Regions from separate parts of the Homo sapiens genome. Here region 1 is linked to region 2. A link is a loop called in an ENCODE intact Hi-C map of the cell type or tissue named here. Cell type or tissue: B cell. All regions are shown on one strand.

Evidence for each region. Peaks named below come from ENCODE experiments on the same cell type or tissue, not always from the same donor. Only the 100,000 strongest peaks of a DNase experiment are listed, where the experiment ranks them.
Region 1: a loop joins it to region 2, with 23 times the contacts of the local background. A loop is called at or near these places in 3 of 110 quality-filtered maps.

What each region holds. Positions count from the first base shown.
Region 1 is chrX:13,851,409-13,853,908 of GRCh38, forward strand. It overlaps a transcript of GPM6B not described here. Among named protein-coding and RNA genes, the nearest start is that of GPM6B, 36 kb to the left of the region's middle. In B cell, a CTCF peak has its summit at 1,108 (motif pointing left); a DNase peak (open chromatin) is centred at 1,083.
Region 2 is chrX:13,657,671-13,660,170 of GRCh38, forward strand. It overlaps TCEANC (transcription elongation factor A N-terminal and central domain containing), which reads left to right. Exons shown (of 5, transcript NM_001297563.2): 3 at 1,982-2,098. Among named protein-coding and RNA genes, the nearest start is that of TCEANC, 5.8 kb to the left of the region's middle. In B cell, a CTCF peak has its summit at 1,163 (motif pointing right); a DNase peak (open chromatin) is centred at 1,151; H3K27ac peaks cover 475 bases.

The sequences.
Region 1 (2,500 bases), 190 kb after region 2:
TAGATGTAATACACATAAAACACCTTACACGCTGCCTGACACACAGTAGGCCCTCAGTGAACAGTAGCTATCATCATTACTCATATAAAATCATGATTATTCAAATGCCTTGCTTACGGTCCTATATCACAGAACCATATGATAATGGTTTATGATAATCACCAGACATCTCAAAGAATAATCCATTTTGTTCTGGAAGGATGGGTAAAGTCACCTCAGGCATGCAATGAAAAAAAAAAAACCAGCTGAAATCGAGGGACAATGATCCCATCTTGCACAGTGCAGACCTCAGTTTCTCCTGGAGAGGTCCAGTTTCCATGATTCTGATGATATAAATCTTCAAAGACAACATTTAGCTAGGGTATCATTGCCAGGAAGGTAGATTGTCTCAGAGGCACCACACTTTAGAGAAGAGATCATTCATTGCTTCTTAAAATTTCTCTTGGCAGGTTTTAGAAATAGACTAATGTGTCTTTGTAGAGTAAAATCCCCCTCCCCTGACCCCCCAGCAATCACGTAACATGAGTTTGCTCAGAGTTTATAAAAAATGGCATCTTTCAAATGACTACCATTGGCCTTACCTACTACAGATGAATCAAATTCCAATCCATCCTGATATCCTTAGGCAGGGCATCAACACTGATATAAGCCATAACTAAACACTACAGGTGCAGGGTCATCAAACTTTTTTGTAAACGGCCAGAATAGTCAATATTTTAGGTTTTGTGGGCCATCTGGTCTCTTTTGCAATGACTCAACTCTGCCACCGTAGCAAAAAAGCAGCCAAGGAGCATATGTAAAACAATGGACATGACTGTGTTCCAAGATTTTTTTATTTACAAAAACAGGTGGCTGACTCATGGGCCATACCTGATGTAAACAAAGAGAAAATTAAGTATGTAAAATTTTTATTTCACTTATAATACCTTGATTTTGATTCACCTCAAGCAGACTGCCTCCTCTCAGCTCTTTTCATTTTCAATTAAAAAAAACTTAATAGGTAATTGACACAAAAATGAAAGCAATATAAGGAAGTATACACAGAGTTCTCATTTCTGCCTTCATTCACTGTCTAACTTGCCCCCTACAGGTCACCACTTTTAATAGTTATTCAGAGCATCACACACCCTTCGCCCAGAAAAGGAGCACACAGTACTAGACTTAACTGTTCTGTACCCTGCTTTTGATTTAATTCACATGAGAAAACTTTCTATTAATCACATACAACTTCTTCGTTCTATTCTAGCTGCAGTCATTCCTAGTGTGAATGTACCCTCAGAGACTCAGCAGCCCCATACAGGACAATACTAGTTTCTGGTCTTTTGCTATTACAAATAAAGGCTGGGGGAAGAGTACAACAAAAACTTTTTTTTTTTTTTTTTAAAGACTGGGTTTCACTCTGTCACCCAGGTTGGAGTGCAGTGGCATGACCATGGCTCACTGCAGCCTTGACCTTCAAACTCCTGGGCTCAAGTGATCCTCCCGCCTCAGCCTCCCAAGTAGCTAAGACTACAGGTGCACGCCACCATGCCCAGCCAAAAACCTTTTATGTGTATCATTTTGTACAGGTATTGTTACAGCTACAGGATAAATTTCCAGAAGTGGGAATCCTGGATCAAAGGGTCAATGAATGTATGATCTGCTAGAAACTGACAACATGTCCTCGACAAGGGTTGTTCCATGTTCGTACTCCCACCAGAAGCACCCAGGAGTATCTTCTCACCTTATTTTCATCAGGAAAAAAGCTGAAAACTACTTTAAATATTCACTTAGGTACCTGCGTCCCAAAGACCACCCCATGTTCTGAGATTCGACAGAAGGATCCATGGGACTTAGTATATAGTTGTACTTAGAGCCAATATTTATTACAGCAACTTAACAAGGATACAAGGATCATAAAGGAAAAAGACACAAGCTGGGCACAGTGGCTCATGCCTGTAATCCCAACACTTTGGAAGGCTGAGGTGGGTGAATCACTTGAGGTCAGGAGTTCGGGACCAGCCTGGCCAACATGGTGAAACCCCATCTCTACTAAAAATACAAAAATTAGCCAGACGTAGTGGTGCATGCCTGTAATCCCAGCTACTCGGGAGGTTGAGGCATAAGAATCACTTGAACCTGGGAGGCAGAGGTTGCAGTGAGCTGAGGTTACTCCCTGGGCGACAGGGTGAGACACCACCTCAAAAAAAAAAAAAAAAAAAAAAAGGGAAAAAGACACACGTGGAGTCTGGAAGAATCCACATGCAGACTTCCTTATGCTCTCTCTTCCCAGGAGATATCGCATGGGCACACTTTGCCCCTACCAATGAAGTCACAATAATATGTGTGACAGTTCTGCCCAGAAAAGCTGGTTAGAAAGGCAGGCTGGTCATGGAGGCACCCTCTGCCTAAACATATTGAAATTCCAGACTCCAGGAAGGAAGGAAAGGTGTTCAGCATAAGCCATAGTGTTAGCACAGTCTAGCCATCCTGAACCAGCCTTATCACTTAGGGAAAGTTC
Region 2 (2,500 bases):
GGTGGCACATGCCTGTAATCCTAGCTACTCAGGAGTCTGAGGCACGAGAATCACTTGAACCCAGGAGGTGTAGATTGCAGTGAGCCAAGATTGCACCACTGCACTCCAGCATGGGTGACAGAGCGAGACTCCATCTCAAAAAAAAAAAAAAAAAAAACACACACACACTTGTACACAAATGTTCATAGCAGTATTATTCATAATAGCCAAAAATGGGAAATAATCAAAATGTCCATCAACTGATGAATGGATAAATAAAATGTGGTTTATCCACACAACATAATATTATTCTGCCATGAAAAGGAATGAAGTACTGAAAATGCTACAACATGGATGAACCTTGAAAACGTTATGCTGAATAGAAGAAGCCAGATACAAAAGACCACATACTGTATGATTTTATTCACATGAAATGTCCAGACAGCAAATCTATACAGACAGAAAAAAGATTAGTTGTTGACTTGGTGGGGTGGGACAGAAGGGCAGTGGAGTGAAGAAAGAGGAGTGGCTGCTAAAGTGCAGGGATTTTCTTGGGGGGTGGTGGCACAGATAAATCTTCTAAAGTTGATTTATTTGTGGTGATGGGTTACACAACTGTGAATATACTAAAAGCCACTGAATTATACACTTTAGGGGAATTGTATGGTATGTGAATTACATCTGAATAAAGGTGTTATTTAAAAATAGAATCTGGTCCAAATTTTACTTAAGAATTACATATGGAAAGACTGAAGAGATACGCAAAATTTTAAAGAGGGGCATTTTCTGAATGGTGAGATTTTAGGTAATTTTCATTTGTTCTTTTACTCTTTTCTGTATTTTCTGTGATGAGCATGCATTGTTTTCATAATCAGAAAAGTTATTGGTCTAATATAATTTCATGATAAACTGTATACATTTAAGATACTGAAAAATGGTATGGTGAGAAATGAATCAATCACCTTCTACCCACCTTCCCTCTGAAATGTGAATATCGTCTCTTAAGAGTGGCTATATCACCTGTGGCTTTGCATTCAGATAAGTATTCATAATTGCCTCAGAAATCGATTACTGCATCTCAAACAGGTGCATCTCCCCTCAAACTTTATCCCCAAATATGAAGAGTTAAGTACCCTTACATAACCAAGAGTCTGAGTCCTACATTTTTAACCACCAGAGGGAGCTGGAATGTAGAAAACCTGGGGCAGTCAGTTTTGTTTTGTTTTAAAGTTAGTTTCACAAAGGGCCATCAATTCAGGATCTTATGTAATTTTCCTAATTATTGTGAACCAGCACTTAAAAGATAATTCTTTTTTGCCTTTTTAAAATTCCACTTTTAAAGACTGCATACAGTAAAAGAGGTCTTCCTAAGAATCAAACTCTTAATAAACAACAGGCAAGACAGCACAGAAAAATAAAAAATATTCACACCCTCTATTAGCGAACATTTCTCTCAGAATTGTCTGCTTCAGATCTTGAAGTCACGCAGTTGTGTCACAGTGATAAAGTTTCAAGTTATTCAATATACTTGAGCCCTCCCCGACTCGTTGAAAAGTTTCCTAACAAAGAAGAAACATTCAATGTGCCTGCATTCTATATGCATTACTATTGAAATCAGGATGGAGGTTTGCTAGGCATTGAGAAAGATGGTGAATAAGAGATGGGCCTACAGCGCCCAAAAGGAAGTTAAGCAATATTTGACTCAGGTCAGAATTTCTCAACTGAAGGTCTGAGTTTCAAGGTAATTCTTAAAGGGAATTGTAATTATAGCTTCGGGGTTTCAGTGGGGTGAAAGCAGCAATTTGTCTTACCAGCAAAATGAGTAAATCTATAGAAGTTAATGTATTTATGTATAAACAACCAAAAAGCACTTTGCTCTTCATTTTATATGTTCTTTTATTGACCTTTTCTTCATATTTCTTTAAAAAATTTTAATTGTGATAAAATATACAAAACATAAAATTTACTGTGTTAAGCCCTTTTTTTTTTTTTTTTTTGACAGAGTCTCGCTCTGTCGCCAGGTTGGAGTGCAGTGGCATGATCTCGGCTCACCGCAAACTCTGCCTCCCGGGTTCAAGCAATTCTCCTGCCTCGGCCTTCCGAGTAGCTGGGACTACAGGTATGCGCCACTACATCCAGCTAACTTTTTGTATTTTTGGTGGAGACAAGGTTTCACCATGTTGGCCAGGATAGACTCGATCTCTTGACCTCATGATCCACCCACCTTGGCCTCCCAAAGTGCTGGGATTGCAGGTGTGAGCCACCACGCCCAGCCTGTCTTAAGCCTTTTTAAGTATACAGTTCAGTAGTGTTATGTACATTCTCGTTCCAGAGGGGAGGTGGGTAGAAGGTGATTGATTCATTGCTCATACCATTTTTCAGTAGGTATATCTTAAGTGCATATAGTTTATCATGAAATTGCGTTAGACCAATAACTTTTCTGATTATGAAAGCAATACATGCTCATCACAGAAAATACAGAAGAGGAAAATAACAAATGAAAATTACCTAAAATCTTACC